Linked DNA regions of Homo sapiens: region 1 is linked to region 2. Evidence: read pairs that join two places in POLR2A ChIA-PET (ENCODE). Cell type or tissue: MCF 10A. All regions are shown on one strand. Links, peaks and the distances in the headings refer to the core of each region. The heading gives the core; the rest is flanking DNA.

Region 1 (12,350 bases), core at 1,743-9,742, 150 kb after region 2:
AAAAACTATCTCAAAAGAAGAAAACGATAGTGACCTCTTTCCTCCAAAAGGGATATAAATTCATAAGTAGGCATTTTATAGAAGAGAAAACAAAAAAAGACCACTAAACATGTTGAAAAGATGTTTCTCCTCTTAGTTTAACATATATTAAACCCACATTGAGTTACCATTTCACACCTTGCAGATTGAAAAAGGTAAAAAAATCAGACAATTCCAGTGTTGCTGAGACAGCAGAATAACTGCTGGTGGTAGCGCAAATGACACAGAACTTTGGAACACAGAATGACATTGGCAAAAAAAGTTAATCATGTTCATAATCTATGATGAACATTTCCTCTAGGTATGTGCCTTAGAGACACCCTTCCACAATGTACCAGGGGAAACAGGCAAGATGCAGCATTGCTTGAATGCTCAGACAACTGGAAATCAACCACAAGTAGGCCAGAGTGCTCTTTTAAAGTGAATGTCACGTTATGACACTCTTCTATTCTAAACCCTCAGTGGCTTCCTGCCACAATTAGAATAGAACTCTAACCCCCCTTATCATCTGTTTATCTCTCTGATTTCATGGGTGCCACTCTTCGCAGTTTCCTCTAGACTTCTTCCCTATCTTCCCTATGCAGGGCAACCACGCTCCTTCTCAGTCTTATGATGACTGGTTCTAAGTCAGCCTAAATATCACTTCCTTGGAGAGTCCTTTACTTACCACCCCATCCAAAGTAGTTTTCTCTATCTTACTGTCTGCCTCAGCTTTGTTTCCTATAAAACATATTAATTTTTGAATTATGTATTTATGTATGCACATATGCATTCATTCATTTTTTTGGCCTGTCTTAAACATTAAACTAAATCTCCATGAGAGCAGGGACTAAGTCTATCTCACTCATGATTGTAACCTCTGTGCCTTGTACATAGCCTGGCATATAATAATTACTCAATAAACTTTTGTTGAATTGAGTGATTGAATACAAACACTGTGTAAATTGTATCTGTGCCTATTTGAAGTGGCTTGTTGATCTGCAAGTACATTTTATTAGCTCTAGTTCACTGAAAGGATAATGTGATACTAAAACAGCCACATAAATTCTCAATACTTATTTAGAAGGTAAAGGAAAGTGTTTACCTGGTCTTATTTTTTTATCTCAAAGATTTAACCAATGTGTGCCTGAATGCTTCCACAAATTATTTTCAGTGATTTTCTACACAATACATTAAATAGATCTTTCAACTAGACTAAAAGTCCTTCAATGCCTGACCTACTTAGAGATATGTTAAATTTTTTTAGGTCGGTTCTAATACACATTTAAAAAAACCACTTACAGATGCTAACATAGAAATTTGATATTGAATACTCAAATATGCGGGTGACATAGGCTGGAGCTTTTTTTGCAAGAGGCTTGAATTTAAGTTGATGTGGGTTTTATTTTACTTTTATTCTATTTATCTATAATTATGAAAACATTTATTTTGTTTCAATTATACTTTATGTATTTTGTATTTGTTTTAATATTTATTTGTTTGTTGATACATTTTGATTTAATTTAATTTTTTTCCTGGTTAGAGCTTGAGCTCCAAAGAAGAATTTGCATGACAGTCTACTTAAGAGATGGATTCCACAGACAAAGCAATTCAAGAGGCACTTGAAGCTCAGCAAAATATGGAAATAATGGATGAGTTTTACATTTTATTTTATTTTTATTTTTTCTCTTTGTTTGCCTAAGTTTTACATTTTAAATCACAGAATTATACCCTTGCTCAACTACTAATACAAGTAAGATAGATTCATTTTAATAATGGATAGAAAAATTAAGTAACTTGAAAATAGATATATTACAAAACAATTTGCACACATTCACTTTTTTGGTCTCTAAAACTTCTTTTTAAAAGTGTTTAATTTATTTTCATAACCTGGCATTCTGATATGTGAATGCAATTAAATAAAATAGAACTTCTTTGTTTTCTATTAAATTTTTGAAAGCTATAATTTAAAGTACTTTTTGTGTAAATGATTTAAAACCATTTAAAAAAGAAAACAACGATCATATTTAACTCTTGAATTTCTGGATATGGTGCTGTCAAAAAGTAAAGTTTGGGTGTGGGGGTTATTCTGAGAAGTTTACATGAATGCTACGTTAAAGTTTACATGAAAGTTGGATGAAAAACTTTCTTTTGAATATGTGATTTCCACTTATACTAAATTTCTACATTCTATAAATTGCTAGATAAATATAATGAGACAAAATGAATAAAGAATTTGAAAAATAAATTTTCATGAAAAATATGTAGTTATTAGAGTGGTGTTGATGTGGATATTAATGTGCTGATTTGGATACTGATGAGTTTATAGCTAAAATGAATATGTTCTGAAATTGGCCAAAACTGCTATAAATCACTATGCAGTAAGTACTTGAACCAGAGAACAGTTGCTACTATTTTAAATTTAAATTGGAAAGGCAAAAAGAAGGCAATTATCTTAATATTTTAATAATTATTATTTTAATAATAGTTCATGTAATTTTGATACCAAAGTCGATTTGGGGTTCAACGATTTGTTTTCACTTCTTATGAACCTGAGAGTGAGTCAAGAATTGAGGAATTGCATAGTGACCAGTTATCCAGTACTAAGAAAGTACTAAAGAAGGCACTAAAAATTATTTTTCCTTCATAGTAATAATAGTTCTATTTGCTCAGAAGAGCCCATCCCTTATTACATACCCCCTTCGAATCCACTGGTCAGGATGCCTAGGCTGCACCTTCTCTTCCCATGGCTGATCCCTACCTCCAGGAATGAAAAAGGAGCTCTCCAAGGGTCACCAGTTGGGTAGCTGAGGCCACCAGGGGGACAGACGTGGATGGCCAGGCCCAGGCTGTACCCACCTGAGGAACACCGAGCTGGGGCTGTCTGTGGAGCTGCGTGAGGCCTCCACGTTGGCCTTCCTTGGGCTGCCCGGAGTCTCAAACCGGAACACCGTGTCACTAGAAGGCAGCCTTTTCTTCACCATTGTGCGCTTATTGACCCGCAAGTCAAGGAACAACCTTAAAAGCTCATTTCTGAGTCTCCCAAATAATATGAAAATCTCTGCGTTTCAGCTTTGTACAGTCCTTGAATTGCAGGAAGCTCTTTCTTCATGTGACTCAATCTAGCTGAGGCTATGTTTTTAAAAGTCAGTTAATGATTAACATATCAGTGTGACACAGGGCGGTTTTCATCCTACCTATGTTTGCTGTAAAGAAATAAATGTGTTTGGGAAATTCAACTTTTAGTTCACTAAGATGAACACCACTGAATCTGAATTTAGTCAGAAAAGCATGGAAAAGTAAACACCTAAACAAAACAAAACAATGAGGTGCAGAGACTGGCAGCATCTAAACATTAAAAGCAGGATGCTTTTTCTAACCACCTGAGCCTGACCAACAGGGTGAGCAATGTGGATGTGCTTTATGCCTGTACTCACGCAGGAAATGACCAGCACACTGTGTGTGTTGCAGCCAATGTTTGGCAGATGTACAGCAGTTTTAAGGCTGCATTCCTTGGTCCTTGGGACCTGAAGAGTTCTGGAGTTCTTATGGAAGTGATATACACAAAGTCAAGGGAGTCTCAATATTCAGGTTGCATATTTTGCTGGGTTATAGGAGGCTGTGACTTGTACCCAAACAGTAACAACAAATACAAACAAACAAACAGTAGGAAGCGAGAGTTCGAATGTGTCTCTTGCTTGCTGGCTGGGCAACTGCAGGTGATCCCAGTTCTGCTCTGTTTGATATCTGTTATGCTGATTTCACAGGATTAGAATGAAATACGTAGGAGAATATGCAGTAGAGATTTGCAATTATGTGTCATTATTGTTACCTAGATATGCATTTTACTAACAAATAAGTTCAGAAAATGAGTTTCTTCATGCGACAAATGTTCATGCACAAGGAAAACATCAGTGTCCCTCCACCCTCGTTACTAGCACCAGTGAAAGATTTGTTCCACAGTAGCTATGCTCTCTCTCCTTGTTCCCCTTGTGATTAGTCAGTGACATTGCAGAATGGCTGGCTTAAGAGAAGTACACAGTTTCTGATTGTGGAAGAGAGCAAAGTTTCCTGGGAAATCAAAGCAAACCTTTAGCCTTGGCCTCATTAGCATTTTGCTCTAACCAACTGCTAACCTGGCAGGGACAGGTCTGTGCTGCTCTACATGCTGTATTGACCCTAAGAACACTTTTGAAGTGAGTCTTTCAGTGATATTACATTATTTTGGACAATATTTTCCTGCTGAGTTTTCTTGGTTTTAGCACTGAATGCCCTAAATTCCAGGAAATCTTTAGTGCTGGGCAAACTGGGGCAGGTGGTCACCTTAGTACTGCTGAGCGCCCTCATGCTACAGTTCTGAAGGTGCACCGCCCCCAGCTTTCCTCCCTGTCCTTCCTTGACAGAGCACGGTCTATATTTCTCTTTCCTCTCTTATCTCTGTGCTGAAATTGAGTTGAAATGTTGGAGACATTAAATAAGCTGTTATATTAAATTGCTGAATTAAACCAGTCACCATGCCTCATACAATAGCAACAACCTGCATGGGAGTTTCTGCTCCTTGTAAACAAAAGACAACTCTTACTGGCACAGATGTTAATGGTCAGTGAAATGTAGTCTGTTACTCTCTGTCTCATGCAGGTTTGGATTAAACAGGGGCAATTCCTAACTTAGAACAAAATGTCTCTAAAGGAGGAAATTCCAGTGTCAGTGAACAGTCTTTGAACTTATTTTTCAATAGATAAGCTTTCCTCGTACTCACTCAATCAACTGATATATATTTATTAGCAAAGCTCTTTGCTAGCTGCAGCGAGTGATATAAAAAGTTTTAAAAAATGGGTCCTTGCTTCAACAATGAAGCTAGGAAAAAACAGTCTACATAACTGAAAAGTTAACTAAAAATAAAAGCGATAGAAAGGCAGTGAATTAGGCTAATATTTATTGACTCTCTGTACTAGCTAATATCTTTTGAGTCAATATAGCATCTCTACTAGATAATTTCGTATATAACATCTCATTTAATCGTTGCCCAAATTACATTTTTATAGATTAAAAAAACTATATCTTTAAAAGGTTAAACCACTTGGCCATAATTAAATAGTAAGCATGTGGTCATGCTGGAATTCATTCATTCATTCATTCATTCATTCATTCATTCAACAAGTATTTATTGAGCATTTACAGTTAAAAGGAGGCAAATCAATTGAGACTGGTATGACTTATAAAAGTCTAATGGAAAATGTGGGGTTTGAGTTTCAATGTGGGGTCATGGGGAAGGCAGAAAGGGAAAGGAGTAGTGCTCATGAACAAATAAATGGGCATGGACCAGGTATGTGTGTGAGAGTGGAGAGTGGAGAGTTTGTTGGTGAAGTAGAGGAATAGTGAACATTTATCTGGAGGCTGAATTATGAAGGAACCTTGATGCCAGTGTGGTTAGTTCAAGCTTTATCCTGTAGGTAATGGAAATAAAATGATGAAAGATGAGCTCGATGGCCATATGCACGATGCTTTGGAAGCAGAATGAGATGAGTTGGTCCCATTACTCCAGTCAGCCGGGTGTTACGGTTATTTCAGTTACGCAGCAATTTACTAGCCTATGGGAAGCATACTGACGTAGTTAAACAGTATTGGCTGAACTCTTATGTAAGATGTTGAGTTAATCCTTATTATAAGAAATTGTGTCAAAGGTGAGATTTTCTGAAAGTCTAGAGCAGGGGTCACAAACTCAAAGGCCTTTAGGAACCGGAAAGGTAAGTAAAACCCTGGGGGAGGGACAGAAGCCAGCAGAGAGTGGTAAACAAAGGAATGCTTTTGCCTCCCTCAGGGCATTCAAGTTTTAACACAACAGATTCTGGTGGGAGGAGGCATCCTAAACCTGTCTGAGGGCTGGAGCCAGCTGGGGCTTGCCCGGTGAATTTCACTTCTTGATATGAGCTGCCTGTGATAAAGCTGACAAAATGTGCAAGTAGTTATAGCTGGACTTTATGTTTAAATAGGAATAAGGTTTTGATAGTACATGATCATTGAAAGAAAATGTGAATTCTGACAGCTTTATTTTCAAGATTAATGGCAGTTGACTGCTGTGCAGCCATCCACAGCCACTGCCTGAGCCCTTTGACTGTTTAGACATGGCCTCTGCCCAAGCCCTCCTAGCCTGTGCCACAGCTTTCATTTGTGTGTGTGCAAATTAAAACAAAGACCAGGTGGTCAAAGATAAACAACTGGAATAGGACGTTTATGTAAATATAACTATAAAAGGAACATGCACAGTGGCCAAAATGAATAATATATAATAAATAAAATACAACTAAAATAAAAATCACAGAGACTCTTTTATATCCTTCCATGGGAATTGAGAAATAATGTTGAAAGTCTTCTCGGCCGGGCGCGGTGGCTCACGCCTGTAATCCCAGCACTTTGGGAGGCCGACGCGGGCAGATCACGAGGTCAGGAGATCGAAACCATCTTGGCTAACACGGTGAAACCCCGTCTCTACTAAAAATACAAACAATTAGCCGGGCGTGGTGGCGGGAGCCTGTAGTCCCAGCTACTCAGGAGGCTGAGGCAGGAGAATGGCGTGAACCGGGAAGGTGGAGCTCGCAGTGAGCCGAGATGGCGCCACTGCAGTCCAGCCTGGGCGACAGAGTGAGAATCCAAATCAAAAAAAGAAAAGAAAAGAAAAGAAAATCTTCTGAAGCTCTAGTTTTCTTTGCTTAAGCCCTACAAATTAAAGTTTGGCCATAAGAGTTTTTTCTTTCTTCAATGAAACAAGGTCCATAATTCAAAGAATGTAGTCTTGTGCAATGATGATAATAATCTTTGGTTATTATATCCGAGCATTCTGGATTCCATAAATAAGAAACTAATATGCCTACTGATGCTAGGCTCGATGGATGGGAGGTGCGGAATTCATGCCTGTATATTCCCCTTTTCCTCCTCTCCCTCCTTTTCCTCTACTTCCTCCTCCTCCTCCTCCTCCTCCTCCTCCTCCTCCTCCAGTTTTTACAGGTGTAGGATTTGGATATTGAGACATAAGATCAAACCAGAACCACCAGATTAACAGAGCTTCAAAATGGAGTTTTCCAGAGCCATGGAATATAAATTTACACTTAGAAATAAACGAGATTTTCTCTACAAATAAGCGAAGTTAGAAATATTTGTGCCTTAAGATTTATTTGATAAATTATGCTGTGTTTAGGCTATTATTAATACAATTAGCTTGTATACTCTAAGCACATAGTACTGTGATTTGGATAAAAAAAGCCTTGGTCTGGGCCGGGTGTGGTGCCTCACGCCTGTAATCCCAGCACTTTGTGAGGCCGAAGTGGGTGGATCACCTGAGATAAAGAGTTCGAGACCAGCCTGGCCAACATGGTGAAACCACCGTCTCTACTAAAAATACAAAAATTAGCCAGGTGTGGTGGTGCGTGGCCTGTAATCCCAGCTACTCTGGAGGCTGAGGCACAAGAATCGCTTGGATCCGGAAGGCGGAGGTTTTTGTGAGCCGAGATCGCGCCACTGCACTCCAGCTTGGGTAACAGAGCGAGACTCCATCTCAAAAAGAAAAAAAAAAAAAAAAAAAAGCCTTGGTCTGGTAAAATCACCTTGAATTTCAGTTGTCACCATATTTCCATACATGGAATAACCATGTATGGAAAACCGGTGTGTGGGTGTAAATTAAATATATCCACATTCCTGTGGTTGGCTGTTTGATTTCATGGTTTAGAGTGTTAGTTTAGGGGTCAGGTTGCCTGGAAAAGGGTGGCTTGATTATTTCATTGCTTTGTTACTTTAGAAAGGGATTTAACTACTCTGAGCTTTTGTAAAAATGGGAATAACAATAATATCTATCTCAAAAAATTGTTTGGAGGACTTGATATAATATGTGTAAACTTCAAGTATGAAGCCTGTACATAGTAAGCATTCAGAAAATACTACTGATGGTAATGACAATGAAGATTAGGATCTTTGAGTTGGTCATACTTTCACTCATGTTGAGTGGAGTCATATGATATAAGTGAAAGATATGATTTGCTTTACTCAATGGGACAACAGCTGTGTGTTTGCACGTGGTTTGTGGAAGACCTAATCCTAGAGGGAGGGCAAGCATTGACAGTCTAGGCCCATGGAGTGTTGACACTGGTGATAATGACCTTGCCAAGCAGCTTGGAATATTCCAGTCTAATTCATGGGCTAAAGCATATCTTAAGTCCCTTCCTCTCTCCTTCAAACTTCTTTATTCTACGGTTTTTATGATAAAGAGGGGAGGGGGTTGATTTCTCTCCCAAAGTTGTGAACCCTTTGAGAGGATGCAGAGAAAGGATATATGTTATCCCCTTGTCAGAGAACTATTACTATCTGCCACAGCTCATGACTTTAGAGGGAGTTTGCCCCCAGAAGATTAGAAAGTTGATCTTGCAGCTTCAGTAAACATGTAAGTAGACATGGCAAGATTGGACTTTAGATAATCTTTCTTTTTTTGTGTGCATTTGGGGCTTTAAGATATAAAGGTAAGAAATTTGAAAACCCAAGTTCCTATTCTAGTTTATCCACCAGCTTGGGTAAGTCTTTTTAGTGCTTTTAACTATATTTGCTTAAATTTATAAAATGATTTGAGATAGTTGATTTTAAAAATTTTGTTTGCAGAACTTTCTGTTGATTGATATGTTTATTATTTAAACAGTGATGCATTGGTAAACCGGTTTTCCAGGAAAAAAAAAAAAAAGCTCTGATTTGTAGCACTGGCCAATTTCCACAGCGTAAATACTCCTACCACAGCTGATTTCAAGCTGCTGACATGATACACTGAACGTGACTTTGGGAATTGAGCCTGTAATGAACTGACAGTTGAGCAAGCATGAGCTGACTCCCTTACACCGCTGTAAACATTTAAACATTCACATTTGGGTGTTTGATAAAACATACACATTTGACCTCAGAGTTACCAGATTTTAAAAAGCAGCATTCTTGATTTCAATAGCATTATTATCTGTCAAATTGCATAGTGGTTATTGCATATTCTGCCTTTGTTTGATTTTATGCAAATTGATAATTATTTTCAGAGAAATACTTCTGAAGATAGTATGATTATTAGCGTCCCCCATAAGGTTATTTTTTGTATTAATTTTACTGGCCTAAGGGATACATAACATAAATTTACTATTTTAGTCAGTTTAAAGTATATAGTTCAGTGGCATGAACTACATTCACAACTTTGTGCCACTAAGGTTTTTAAAATATACTGCTTTTTTAGTTTACAAAACAAAATGTATACTCATTACAAACATTTTGAAAATAAAATATAAAGAAGAAAAATATCATCTGTAATCCTCAGCCACCAGAGATAATCACAATGAACATTTTATCATCATCAAAATTATGTTTTACTCTAAAGGATTATCAAAATCATTTGGTAATTCTGAAAGTATATCCAATATTCACTAAATACAGTCATTATTTTCAAGAGGCCTTACCCTTCAAAGTGAGAAACCGACACATCTTCTCTGTTCCCTCCCACACCTGGAGCACCAGGGGCCAGAGTAGTGGAAACAGAATCAAAGACATGTTTGGAGAATTCTATGAAACATCTCAGAAAGATTTGTTTGGGAATGAACATACCACTGGCCAAGATGTTTTTGAGATTAGTCTAGAAACTAGATGATAGAGGATATAGAGGGAGAGGTTTTAGAGCCAATAGGAACCTTAGAATGCATGTACTTAAAATACTTCCTGTTATAGATCTATCACTAGTGGGGATAGGTCACTTGAATAGTTGGTGGCAGAGCTAGGGCTGCCTCCTGATTCATGTTCCACTCCTGACCTGGTAATCTAGATCCTCTTCACATCATGCTGCTTTGTAGAATTCCTCCCTGTTGTGACTCTTGAGAGAATGAAAACGTACCAGCAACAGACCATCTGTGTTAAATGTTGTCTTTGTACGGGACAAGAGCGGGAAGCGATCCTACAACCTACACTTTCATTTTCCACTGCTATTGTGTGAAGTAATTAGATAGATATTTACTCTGAGGCATTAGCTGTGTTAGGTTCCATCATTAATTATAATATTTCAAAATTTCCACAATTTTCTGAATTTCAGGAATTTCCTCCCCATAGTTTGCAATTAGATCCAGACTCAGTACATACTTTGTTTAAAAAATGCAGACTCTTTCTGTTTGTATTCTTACTGTGCTACTTAATAGCTGGGGAATTTGAAAATCTCTATATTTTAGTTTCCTAATCTGTAAAATGGGAATAATAGTACCTACCAAATAGGTTTGTTAAGAAAGTACAATAGCTAGTATTTGTAAAGACTTTAAATATTGCCTTGAACATAATAAGGATTTAGCAAATTTTATATTTATTTTGATCAATACTTATAATAAAATCATAAGGTCTTATTTAAAGTAACTATCACTTTAGAGTTTTTTTAAAGCCTTATTAAGATATAATTTACATAATACAAAGTTCACTTGTTCGAAGTGTACAATTCAGTGGCTTTAGTACATTTACAGAATTGTGCAACCATCACCACCATCTAATTTTAGAACATTTTCATGACTCAAAAGAAACCTTGTACCCAAGAGCAGTCCCTGCCCATCCTCCCTATTTTCCTCTTCCATTCTGCCCTAAGCAACCACTAACCTACTAATTTACTTTCTCTCTTTAGAGATGAGACATTCATATCTCATCTGTATATATAGAAAAAGTACCTATTCTGGACATTTCATATATAGATGGGATCATACTATCTGTGATCTTTTGTGACTGTCTTCTTTCACCTACAATGTTTTCAAAGTTCATCTCATTTTGTGACCAAAAATATTCTATTGTATGGATATACCACATTGTATTTATCCATTATTTAGTTGATGGAGACTTGGATTGTTTCTACTTTTTGGCTATTAAAAATAATGCTATTATGGATATTTGTGTACAAGTTTTTATGCAAACACATGTTTTCAATTCCCTTGATTATATACCTAGGAATGAAATTGCTATATTTAACTTTTTGAGGAACTGACAAACTTTTTTTCCAAAATGGTCGTAACATTTTACATTTCTGACCAGCAGTGGATGAGAGTTCCAGTTTCTCCACATGCTTGCCAACACTTCTTTTTTTTTTGTTTTTGATATAGCCATTCGAGTGGGTATGAAGTGGCGTTGCATTGTGGTCTTGATTTGCATTTTCCTAATGACTAATGATGCTGAGCATCTTTGCATGTCCTTATTGGCCATTTGTGTATTCTCTTTGGAGAAAAATCCATTCAAATCCTTTGCCCCGTTTTAAAATTGGGTTATTTGTCTTTTTATTATTGACTCGTATGCTTTATATATTGTGGCTACAAGTTCCTTAAAATATATGATTTGTAAATATTTTCTATCATTTCATAGGATGTCTCTGCACTTTCTTCATGGTGTCCTTTGAAGCACCAAAGAAAGTTTTCCATTTTGGTAGAGTCCAGGTTATCAATTTTCTCTTTTATCACTTGCGATTTTGGTGTTGGGCCTAAGAAATAATTGCCCAACCCAATGATTATTTACTCGTATGTTTATTAAGATTTTTATAGTTTTAGCTCTTATATAAGGTCTGTGATCTACTTTGAGTTAATATTTGTGTATGTTGTAAGGTAGGGGTCCAATTTCATTCTTTAGAATATTGTCCTGGCACTATTGTTGAAAAGGCTATTCTTTTCCCATTGGATTATCTTGCCCATTTTGTTGAAAATTAATTAACCATAAATGTTAGTGTTTATTTCTTGGTAACTATTTTAAACAATATACATAGAAATGTATTCAGAATTAATGACTTTGAGTATCTCTGTTCCTTTTGAAGATCTTGTGTTTTTATTCTTTTTTATGTATGTCTACATAAGTCCAAGGCCAGGACTTTTGGTACTTTTCCTTAATTCTTCCTGATAATCCTGAAATCATAATTTTCTAGGTAGTTGTTTACTTCACCTGTTTGTAATAATGGCAATAACAAAGAACACTAATAATGATGATTGTCAACAAAATCTTAAGTTATTTAGAAAGCATGAAATTAAAGACAGGTAAAGTGAAAGGCTCATATACTATTATATAATAGTTTGTATCTATGTTGCTGTTGATTATACATATTTCTTCAATTTAGCATTCATCCTGCAATTTTTTAAAACAGTGAAGTGTAGCAAGGCCAGGCCAAATTCAGAAGAGGTGACTGAAATGATGCTGCCCGATCAAAAAATCGTTTGGTCTTCAGAATTGAGCTCATAGGATCTTTTAACACGTGAGTCAGGTCATAAACATGCAATTTATAGCTGAAGAAATGCATGTGGCTAATAACAAATGAAAAAATA
Region 2 (12,350 bases), core at 1,646-9,645:
AAATTAATTATTTATGTAATTAAAAAAAATGGAGGCCCAGCATGATGGCTCATACCTGTAATCCTAGAACTTTGGGAGGTTGAGATGGGAGGATCACTTGAGCTCAGGAGTTCAAGAACAGCCTGGGAAACATAGTGAGACCTTGTCTTTACTATTATTTTAAAGAAAAAAAAATATTTAAAATGGAATAATTCTAGGTACTTGGTGATTTGTAACTTTCCTTAATTGCCAATACATGTATATTGGGTACTTAGTCCTTTTGATATGTCAAGTGTCCCTACCAGCTGACCCTATTATAGATAAAACTGTTAAATAAACAATAACTGGGTTTTGTTTTGTTTTGTTTTTTTGAGAGAGTCTCCCTCTGTTGCCTAGGCTGGCGTGCAATGGCGCAATCTTGGCTCACTGCAACCTCTGCCTACTGATTTCAAATAATTCTCCTGCCTCAACCTCCTGAGTAGCTGGGGTTACAGGCATGCACCACCACACCTGGCTAATTTTTTTTTTTTTTTTTAATTTTTAGTAGAGGCCGGGTTTCACCATGTTGGCCAAGCTGGTCTGGACTCCTGACCTCAGGTGATCTGCCTGCCTTGGCCTCCCAAAGTGCTGGGATTACAGGCGTGAGCCACCGCACCTGGTCCAACAATAACTGTTTATTGCTAACTATTCTCTTACTGCCTTTGTAGGACAGAACTAGACTTTCTATTCCTACTACATGAGGTAAATTGGAAACAGAAAAAAAACTGCCACTTCTCTATATATGCATCTTTAAAAGCAGTTCCCCTGGGACTGAGTAAAAAAAATGCCAGAAATGGACATTTCTGTGGCAGGAAAAGATTCTTTCTTGTTACCGGCTTGTCTGCTGTTCTTTCTGAAGCCCTGGCAGAAGATAAAATCTAATTTGTACACAATGTTAATGTCATTAATTAAACTATGACACCTTACAAATCACATTATGTACCTACTCTTATTTTCTTCAGAATCTGACATAACTTAGCTTAGTATTTAGCCAGAATGATACTTTGGTTTCTCCAGGCGCTGATGTTGATGTGCCTCTCTGCCCTGCAGCTGGTGGATGAGGGGGATCTGGGGAAGATACTTTGTTTCCTGCCTCACTATATGCTCTTTTTGGTCACTATCGCTGTTTTCAGTTGACATTTCTGAATGACCACAGGGAGTGTAGCACATCCCAGTGCTGAGACATGAGTTGCTTTTAGAGTTTTAACATTGAGAATCACAATATCCAGTCCTGCCAAGTCAAACTTCGTAGGCTCAAGTGAGAAATTAATGTTTTGAGAGTCAAGTACAGCAAGAATGCTTTGGCATATTTTCAGTGGTGCTTGATAACAGGCTTACCCAAGACAGAGCAAATAAACAGAACAAGCCAGGGACCACTTTAGACATGATGGGTAATTTTCCATGGCTTATAGGGGTCTCGGAGAAATTCTTTTCAGATTTGTGTACTGAAAAGCTTCGCTCGATTAAGCGTGAGCAGACACCTCCAGAGTCTCACACACCCAATCTGAGGGAAAAACCACCTCAATCCGCACCCAGCTTGAATTCCCCACTTGATGCACTTCACCATAAAACCTAAGATCTGGTATGTGACAGCTGGCTGTAGCTGCAGTCCCATGAGCCCAGAACATTCTATGTTTGTGGTGTGTGTGTGTGTGTGTGTTGTTGTTATCGGTGGTGGTAGCAGCCTTTCTATCCACTGCAAAATTAGGCCAGTCTGAGATTTAGAAGATTTGGGACTGTTACACTGGGCAGTTGGTTTTCTGAAATATAAAACAAGGAATCAATGGAATGCAAATAGGCTGGGCGCAGCGGCCCTGTAATCCCAGCACTTTGAGAGGCCGAGGCGGGTGGATCACCTGGGGTCAGGAGTTTGAGACCAACCTGGCCAACATGGTGAAACCTTATCTGTACGAAAAATACAAAAATTAGCTGGTGGTGCATACCTGTAATCCCTGCTACTCCGGAAGCTGAGGCAGGAGAATTGCTTGAACCCGGGAGGCAGAGGTTGCAGTGAGCCAAGATGGCTCCACTGTCCTCCAGCCCTCCAGCCTGAGTAGCAGAGCGGAAAAAAAAAAAAAAAAAAAAGAATACAAATAGATATTACTTTTAATAGATTTTCTTTGAATAAACATAGTTGTCACATGTAGAGGGAGAAAGACACATGAAATGTATTTTACTTACGCAAGTCTGATGCACAGAGAGAGGATGGAAAAACTGCCATATGTGAATCAGGATCTACGGAGGCTGCAAGTAAACATAGGTGTTCTTGGGTACAGCATTTGAATGAATGGATGGAAGTCAGGGCTTAGATTTTCTCCACAGAATGGCTTCCAAAAGCACGGGAGATTTTATTTAATTGCACTAACTTCGAAACAATGCTCACTGGCACAAGAGTAAAGTTGTCATTAAAAAAAAATCCTTGGGGCCAGGCATGGTGGCTCATGCCTGTGATCCCAGCACTTTGGGAGGCCGAGGCGGGCGGATCACCTGAGGTCGGGAGTTTGAGACCAGCCTGACCAACATGGAGAAACCCCGTCTCTACTGAAAATACAAAATTAGCTGGGTGTGGTGGTGCATGCCTGTAATCCCAGCTACTTGGGAGGCTGAGGCAGGAGAATCGCTTGAACCTGGGAGGCGGAGGTTGCGGTGAGTCGAGATCACGCCATTGCACTCTAGCCTGGGCAATAAGAGTGAAACTCAGTCTAAAAAAAAAAAAAAATCCTTGGAGTTTTTACTGACCTTTGGAATCTTAAGCACTTTAATACATGTACTCTCAGGAGATTATTAAGCAATTGAAAGTTTAGACCCCTAAAACTGCTTTGTGCGAGATTCAAATGATAACTGATTTGAAATGGTCCCTGATATCTTTGGTTCCAGGGCAATGGGTGCTAGCTGGGCAGGTCCTGGCTTGAGAGAGAATTAGATGAAGGTCACTGTGCTGCTGGGGCTAACAGTGCCTATGCTGTCCTCAAGAGCTGGGGCCAGAGGCAAGTGGTAGAAGGACCTGGTCCAGCCTCTGAGGCCTATTGAAAGGTCCTGGGCAGCCTTGTGCAGAGCTTTTGTTCCTAGGAATTTCAATTTTCTATTCCCTTCTCTGAAAAGGAGACTTTTTCTGTGAATGTTTATCTTTAGGAAGCAAATTAATGGTATTAGGACATGATTCCCAGCCTAATAAGAAATGACCCCCAGTATTATTTACCTGGTTTCTCATTTTGATTTTGGCCTCCCTTGGTTCCAGATGGTGAAAATACATTTCAGGTATTATAAGATTGGAGGGACCTGATGAAATAGTAGAGTTTACTGATGTTGTGCTATTAAAAAGAAACAATAATAATCTCAATTATCCCACATTCTGAGCTCAGAAGTCAGTCTGGGCTAGGTGTGGTGGCTCATGGCTGTAATCCCAGTACTTTAGGAGGCTGGAGTGGGAGGATCACTTGAGGCCAAGAGTTCAAGACCAGCTTGGACAACATGGAGAAACTCCCATCTCTACAAAAAATTGAAAAAAAGAAAAAATTAGCCAGGCCTGGTGGCATGCACCTGTAGTCCCCGCTGCTTGAGAGGCTGAGGTGGGAGGATTTATCTTGAGAAGCTGAGGTGGGAGGATTTTGCTTGAGCTGAGAAGTTCGAGGGTGCAGTGAGTTAGGATTGAGCCACTGCATTCCTGTCTGGGTGACAGAGAAAGACCCTGTCTCTTTAAATAAACAAATAAATAGAAGTCAGTCTGGATATGTAATTTTTTTCAGAGTGCTTTGTAGTTACTAGACTTGGAAATTGATCTAATTTTGGTCATCTGTAAACACGTTGCAGACTTCCTTTTCTTACACACTGTATACCAAGTGTAGCACTTGGTATACAGTGCTACACTGTACACTGTACAGTCCTTTGTTAAGGACACTTCTGTGAACTTCAGTTTCTGGAGGTGCAGAAGATGTGGGTTTAGACAGGACACAGCTTAGCATAGTGGTCAGAAGCAAGGCTTCTGGAACCAAAGCACCAAATCCTGGTTCTGCTATTGACTAGCCCTGACTTTTGATAAGTTACTTTATTTCTCTGTGACTCAGTTCCACCACCTACAAAATGGGAATGTGTGGTGGTCACTAGAATGTGCTTTGCAAATCTTCAACTACAGGGAGTATAATTGACTAAGGGCCCCAGCTGCTGTGCTCTAAATCTATCACTGTGTGGAAGGGCCTGCCTGGCTGCTTCTGGCCAACTGAGTGCATCAAGGATACTAAGGCACACCCAATCCTGGGCCACACAGAGCTCCTTTGATTGCCACTTTGGCTTGTGGACTCCTTGATGGCTTTTCTAACAAAAGCTTTATCTTGTTTCCACCCTACCTTCTCTCCCTGTCTCCTCACTGGGATTAGACCTGCATCATGGCCTGAGGGCTCTCCAAGCCTAGCCAGCTCTTTCCCTATTTTCTCTCACTCAAGGATTTCTCCTAAGACAGAGTTGTCAGTTTAGAAACAAACAAGCATCAGGATGTCCAGTGAAATTTGAATTTCAGATAAAGAACAAATAATTTTTTATTATAAATATATTTATACTTTCATTTTACTTATTTTCCAGCTGGAAAAAAATTCAGACATCTTTATTCTCATCTAGGCATTTGCTTCTTGGAGGACCTAATCTAACAGTGGGCGCTAATAATTGTACCTACCCCCTAGGTAGAATTAAATGAGTAAAAGATATAAAGTAATTAGAGCTGGATTTGGCACTTAATAAGTGCTCAACAAATTTTAGTTACTATCAAAGACACAGGATGTGATCAGTACTGAATGGCTCTCCTTGGGTTGTTGTGCCTTTCCCCTAGAGGGGAAGGAAAAAAATCTCTGTCTTCTACTCTCCTAGATTTAGTGTCTGGGGTCTTGCAAATTGAACCAACAAAAGACAGATTAACAGGAGAAAAAGATTTATTTAATATGCATAATGGGGCCTCACAGAAATTAAATGAAAACCCCAAAGAGGTGACCAAAGACTTATATAGCATTTTAACAAAGGATGATAAATTTGTGGAGAAGTTGGATCTCCTAGGCACCGTACCTTGTGGGAAGGTAAATATATGGGTAATGAAAGATAAGGGTTATTTCAGCAAGGTTTATTTATGCAGATTCAAGCCAGTGCATCTCCAGTGATAAGAATTGTTTCTTTTTCCTGGTATGGGAGAGGAGAGAAAAGTGCCTTCACAAAGAGAAATTTATGTCCTGCTTTTAGGCAGATGGGGGAGGGTAGAGAGCTTTTTCAGCAGTCTGTTATTTCTCAATTGCCTTCAGCTCAACACAATCCTTTGCCAAAGTGGCATATTTTGGGGTGGCATATTCTGATCCTGATCATTCCCAAAGGTGTCAGTGGGACTAGTTGGCCTCCAGGCCTTGTGCCAGCTTCAGGGCAGCCCCCACACGGAGTGGTCTTGTGTTGGTGCTTGCAGGGTGGGTAGAAGTGAGAATGATCCCTCAGGAAAGCAGCTCTGTTCTCTTTTCTGCTGTCTAAATGAATGCTGCTGGGCTCCCTGCCTGTCAGTGTTTTTCCTCTGCACGGCAGCAGCTGTTTCTTACCTCTTCTGCTGTTTTTCTCTTATGATCTTGTTTCTCCTTTGCTTTAGTAGCCTTCATACAAAGAATCAGGCTTGGTCATCAGAAAAGCAGAATGCTTTTTTTTTTTGGCAAATCTCCAAAAGTTGTGTTTCTAGTTAGTCTTTCTGGCACTTCTCTTTATAGTTGTTTGATTTACTTTTGCCTTACAAGTTCCTTTATCACCAATGATGTTTTCTTCTTTTTCCCTTAACTATCAGGTTCTGCAGGAGTCTGGTTGCTTGAGAATCCTGGAGGGTTGAAATCTCGATATTTGAGGTGATGTGAATAAATTGTATAGAAGTAGGTGGACACTAATGGAACAAAGGAGGAATTTCATGGCTACCTGGGAGAATTAAAAATGTTAAAGCTCGGCCGGGCATGGTGGCTCACACCTGTAACCCCAGTACTTTGGGAGGCTGAGGTGAGCAGATCACCTGAGGTCAGGAGTTCAAGACCAGCCTGACCAACATGAAGAAACCCTGTCTCTACTAAAAATACAAAATTAGCCAGGTGTGGTGGCACATGCCTGTAATCCTATCTACTTGGCAGGCTGAGGCAGGAGAATCACTTGAACCTGGGAGGCGGGGCGGAGGTTGCGGTGAGCTGAGATCATGCCATTGCATTCCAGCCCGGACAACAAGAGCAAAACTCTGTCTAAAAAAAAAAAAAAAAAAAAAAAAAGTTAAAGCTCAAAACAAAATGCCTTGGGTGTTTCAAATAGATTCTGGAAGTTTGACTCTTATGTGTTAGGACCAGAGGCATTTGAGAAATTCAATAGCAGTAATACATTATTGATTTACATTTTCCTAAAATCCAGAAAAACAGTTGTTTCAAAATACCATGTGGACATCAATTAATTTTTATCAGTTAACTTTGGGATAAATTTTTTTCCCCCTTAATAGCAGCCTTACCTTGTCAACAAAGAGTCAAACACTGCAAAATATTTGAAAAGATTTATTCTGGGCCAAATATGAGTGACCAATGGCCTGCGACACAATCCCAGGAGACCCTGAGAACATGTGCCCAAGGTGGCTGGGCTACAGCTTGTTTTTTTTTTGTTTGTTTTTTGAGACGGAGTCTCGCTCTGCCACCCAGGCTGGAGTGAAGTGGCACAATCTAAGCTCACTGCAAACTCCACCTCCTGGGTTCAAACAATTCTCCTGCCTCAGCCTCTCAAGTAGCTGGGATTACAGGCGCTCATCACCATACCTGGCTAATTTTTGTATTTTTAATAGAGACAGCGTTCCGCCATGTTGGCCAGGCTGGTCTCGAACTCCTGACCTCAGGTGATCTGCCTGCCTCAGCCTCCCAAAGTGTTGGGATTACAAGCGTGAGCCACCACACCCAGCCTACAGCTTGGTTTTATACATTTTAGGGAGACATAAGACATCAATCAATACAGGTAGGATGTACATTGGTTCAGTCCAGAGAGGTGGGACAACTTGAAGTGGGGGCTTCTAGGTCACAGGTGGATTTAAAGATTTTTTGATTAAAGACCTGGAATCAATAGAAGGGAGTGTCTGGGTTGAGATAAGGGGCTGTGAAGACCAAGGTTCTTATTATGTAGATGAAGCTTCCAGGTAGCAGGCTTCAGAGAGAATAGATTGTAGCTATTTCTTTTCAGGCTTAAAAAGGTACCAGACTCTTAGTTAATTTTGTCCTGGATTAGGAAAAAGACCTAGAAAGGGAAAAGGATTCTCTTCAGAAAGTGGATATTCTCCACAAGAGACAGCTTTGCAGGACCATTTCAAAATATGTCAAAGAAATATATTTTGGGGTAAAATACTTTGATTTCTTTCAGAGCCTATCTGTCATGTTGATATCTTATTGCTACAAAGACTCTGTTTTGTCAGTGTTAAGGTCTATCTTAATATTAATACTAGTCAGCTGTGCCTGAATTCCAGTGGGAGGAGGGCATAATGAGGCATGTCAGACAACTCACTCATGTCATGGCATGAACTACGTTTCGGGTTTACTTTTTATTTTTTATTTTCGAGATGGAGTTTTGCTCTTGTTGCTCAGGCTGGAGTGCAGTGGCATGATCTCAGCTCACTGCAACCTCCGCCTCCTGGGTTCAAGTGATTCTCCTGCCTCAGCCTCCCAAGTAGCTGAGATTACAGGTGCCTGCCATCATACCTGGCTAACTTTTGTATTTTTAGTAGAGACAGGGTATAATTATGTTGGCCAGGCTGGTCTCGAACACCTGACCTCAGGTGATCCACCTGTCTCGTCCTCCCAAAGTGCTGGTATTACAGGCATGAGCCACCACACCCAGCCCAGACCGACTTCTGAGCTCAGAATGTGGGATAATTGAGATTATTATTGTTTCTTTTTAATAGCACTGGGCCCAGGGTTTACTTTAGAATGCCCTTAGCAGGTCAGGCGTGGTGGCTCATGCCTGTAATCCCAGCACTTTGGAGGCCGAGGCGGGTGGATCATGAGGTCAGGAGTTCAAGACCAGCCTGGCCAAGATGGTGAAACCCCGTCTCTACTGAAAATGCAAAATTTAGCCCAGTGTGGTGGCAGGCACCTGTAATCCCAGCTACTCGGGAGGCTGATGCAGAGAATTGCTTGAACCTGGGAGGTAGAGGTTGCAGTAAGCCGAGATTGCACCACTGCACTCCAGCTTGGGCGGCAGAGCGAGACTCCATCTCAAAAAAAAAAAAAAAAAAAAATAGAGAATGCCCTCAGCTGAGAGGAGGAGCCCATTCAGTTGGTTGGGGGGGTCTCAGAATTTTATTTTTGTTTTACAACATGTTGATTAAAGTTCTTCATACTGATGCAAGTTATTAGTGGCAAAATTGTAATCACAAATGCTGGTCTTACAACTAATTTCAATTTTAGGTGTCATTAAAAGTCATAGAATCATAGAATAAAAACTGATTTTGAAAGGCTGTTGAGTCCAAAGCTTTGCCCTTAAGCAAAGGCAAGTCATTCCAAACAAGATAAAAATCAATCTTATTTCAAAGTTCCCAGAGCAGGCTTTGCATAACCTAAGGCAAAATTTAAATTCTTGAGCTGTGATATACTTAACAAAAAAAGCAAACTGAGTTATTTAAAGAAGTATTGTGCCAATAATGTCTATGTAATAGCTTGTTTGTGATGTTTGCTGGTTAATGGAATATAACATGTAATCTACAATTATTTTAATTTCAGGAGTCTTTGGAATTAATATTTTCTTCTACTAGTTATAAGGTTCCTCAAAGGATTACACTGTATTTAGGACATTCATGAGGTATATAGTAGGAAGGTGCTGGGATTTTGAATCAGAACACCTGGATTTAAGTGTGTTCCCCTACAATTTAGTCCCTTGGGAAAGTCATTTAGCTTTTTGGAATTTATCTTCTTCATCTGTAAAATGTTAATACAAATTTGTGTCTGGACTTTTTTTTTTTTTACCAGATTTTTGTGTGCCCTGAAGGTGGGGTTGTATAAACAAGGCTTTGTAACAAGTTCTTGTTACCATTTGTATGAATAACATAATGTTCATATAATTTGTCGATCATGAGAAGAAACTGCAGGTTTGTTGTTAATTCCATTCAATTATGAGGTGCTCATCTCCAACACAAGTGATCCTTAACCAAGTAAGAAATCCCCCTAAAGAGGGAATGTGTATGTGTATAATGTTCATTGTAAGTGAAGTTCTGGCTCTCTTCCAGCGATGCTACCAGCAGCAGCTGCCCTGGGCACATAACAACACTGTTACTGCATCACTGTGCTCTACTGTGTTTATTATCTCATTCAATTATCCCAACAAGCCTGCAGAATTTTAAGTCATTATTCTCATTGCAGGTGATGTGACTAATGCTTAAAAACTTAGGAAACTTTGTCAAACCTCACTATTAGTAAGTCACAGAAAAAAAAAAAAAAAATGAATCCAGAGACTTGGGCTCCAGAATCCATGCTCTCAAACTTGAAAAATTTGCCTTCCAGCTTACAAAAGTCATTGGGTTTGGGAGCATCGTCTTCACTGGTATATTCCTTCTTTCAGGACTTCTGGAAATATCAAGAATATCAAGGTTCTTTGGCTTGGCCAGATCTGACCTAAGAATACAAAATTCTTTTTTATTTCTTATGTTTTTGGAAATTTTCATAAGATGTATGAGTCAAAGAAAATGCAAAATTCTTCTCGTTGTTCTAAAAGGTTAATGGCACAAATGGTTCACATTTCCACAAACTTAGTATTGTAAAAAAGAAGAAACTGTTCCTCTATTCTCTTAAATTTAGTGGCTGGGGCCTGTGAGTTAAACTGACAAAAGACAGATTAGCAGGAGAAAACATATATCGATTTTATTGATGTTAATTTTATGTGCACAGAGGGCCTTATAGAAAAAAGTAAAAAGCTCATATAAGTGGTTAGATGTGGGGGTTTATATATACCTATCTTAGTAGAGAAAAGGGAAGGGGAGAAAGGGCACTTGGGGAAAAACAAATGACTTTTTGGAAAGATAAGTGGGCCCTTGGGAGAATAGATGGGAGATACAATAGTCTTGTGAAAGTGTCCCAATCCTCTAATCATGCCTCTGTCTGGACTTCTTATCTCAGAAAAGATTAAAATTGCTCCCAGGGGAGGAGATTTGAGATTGAGTTCTTTTGAGATGCTTTTAGGGAGATCAGGGATTTCAGCAGCTCAAATGCTTTTAGCTCAAAATAGTTTTTATGCCAAAGTAGTATATTTTGGGATGGTATATCATGATCCCTGAGATATGAAATATATGTATAGGTTTTGTCCATGGTACCTGGCTCCCAGCACCCATAATCCTTGTAATTTCTTAAATGATTAGAGAAATAGGAGTATCTTTAATTAAAATATTTAGCCTTTGGTTCTTGGTTCTTGAAACAGCTCCAGAACACCTCCAGAGTGATAAAGGTCAACGATGTTGTAGTGAATGCTTATAATTCTATGTTGCCTCCGCATCCATTTCGAATGTAGTTTGGCTTTCTTGTGCCGAGACAGGGCTCAGTCACCTGTGATGCAGTTGCCAGTTCTATATCATGTCCCAATGCCTCAAGCTGGTGGCCAGAGATAAGAACATAGAGGCGTCTCTCCTGCCTAGCAGACTGGGCTCCCCACGATCCCTCCTCTTCCTTTAAAGGGACCATTTATTTGTCTGTCAAGTTAAAGTGACCCACACCCTATTCCCTTATATACATTGCTGGTTGCCACCACTTTGTTTTCTCTTCTCTCTTCCTGTCTATGCTCCCTAAGGCTTTCTTCCGTGTGGCCTCCAGGAGTGCCATGTTCCTTCCTGGGTCTGTAAGCACTAAAATCTCTTAGACTTTCACATTGTGATTATGTAATTGAAGCCCACAATACAACCCTTGTAGACCATCCATACAGGTGGATTCCTTCCTGATGCTTTTTGGTCAGTCAGGGTTGGGGACGGTAACTACCAGCTAAGTTGACGGAGAAACTCAAAGACTTTCATTGAAAATGTCAGAGACGTCTGAACAAGAGCAACTCCACCTTGAATAGGGGCTGGGTAAAATAAGGCTGAGACCTGCTGGGCTGCATCCCCAGGAAGTTAGGCATTCTTAGTCACTGGGTGAGATAGGAGGTCGGCACAAGTACAGGTCACAAACGCCTTGCTGATAAAACAGGTTGCGATAAAGAGGCTGGCCAAAACCCACCAAAACCAAGATGATGAGGAAAGTGACCTTTGGTCATCCTGACTGCTCATAATATGCTAAAAATAATGCATTAGCATGCTAAAAGACACTCCCACCAGTGCCATGACATTTTACAAATGCCATGGCAACGACAGGAAGTTTCCCTATATGGTCTACAAGGGGAGGAACTCTCAATTCCAGGAATTGCCCACCCCTTTTCCTGAAAACTCATGAATAATCCACCCCTTGTTTAGCATATAATCAAGAAATAAGTATATGTATACTTAGGCAGCCCATTTCAATGCTCTGCCTATGGAGTAGCCATTCTTTTATTCCTTTACTTTCTTAAAAAACTTGCTTTCACTTTATGGACTTGCCTCGAATTCTTTCTTGTGTGAGGTCCAAGAACCCTCTTTTGGGGTCAGGGTCAGGACCCCTTTCTGGTAACAAAAACAGACATGTTATTCATAACAAGGCTGTTTTGGAAAAAACTCCAACAGTGTTTTCTTCCCCTCTCTCTCACACAACATCAACGCAAAAGACTTCTGTGACCCTAAAAATATGTGGGGATTTCTCTGCACCAGTGAGCAAGCAATCAATTCGGCAGCAGATACCAGCTGGGTGTCCTTCAATTCAATTCCAACACTGTCTACTCGGAGATAGTTTCAGACTGTTTCCCCCTTAGACACCAGTCCCAAGTCTGAGCCTCTGGAACTTCTGACCAATTGCCTTTAAATTGGAGTTCCCTAGGCCCTTCTTTGTGTTCGATTAATTTGCTGGAGTGGCTTGCAGAACTCAGGGAAACACTTATGCTTACTGGTTTATTATAAAGAATATGACAAAGTATACGATGAAGAGATTCATAGGGTGAGGTATGGGGGAGGGGGTGTGGAGTTTTCATGCCCTCCCTGGGTGTTCCCCTCCCCCCATCCAGGAGCTTCCATGTGTTCAGCTATCCAGAAGCTCTCTGAACCCTGTCCTCTTGGGTTTTTATGGAGGCTTCATTACATAAGCATGATTGGTTAAAACATTGGCCATTAGTGACAAGCATGGCCTTCAACTCCTTTCTTCTCCCTGGAGGTTGGGGATGGGGTTGAAAGTCTCAACCCTCTAATTATGCCTTCGTCTTTCCACTGACCAGCC

The links. Peaks named below come from ENCODE experiments on the same cell type or tissue, not always from the same donor. Only the 100,000 strongest peaks of a DNase experiment are listed, where the experiment ranks them.
Region 1: POLR2A ChIA-PET joins it to region 2 with 21 read pairs; 4 of 35 experiments call an interaction of 5 or more read pairs at or near these places.

The regions. Positions count from the first base shown.
Region 1 is chr5:126,362,095-126,374,444 of GRCh38, reverse strand. LOC124901056 (a long non-coding RNA gene) reads left to right here and starts at 4,147. Exons shown (of 9, transcript XR_007058919.1): 1 at 4,147-5,765. It also overlaps a transcript of GRAMD2B not described here. RefSeq lists enhancers at 2,390-2,913, 2,914-3,438, 5,554-6,294, 6,295-7,036. In MCF 10A, for the core only: a CTCF peak has its summit at 2,869; a DNase peak (open chromatin) is centred at 5,844.
Region 2 is chr5:126,513,280-126,525,629 of GRCh38, reverse strand. No RefSeq gene overlaps it. Among named protein-coding and RNA genes, the nearest start is that of ALDH7A1, 76 kb to the left of the region's middle. In MCF 10A, for the core only: no CTCF peak of the experiment used is centred there; DNase peaks (open chromatin) are centred at 6,179 and 9,269.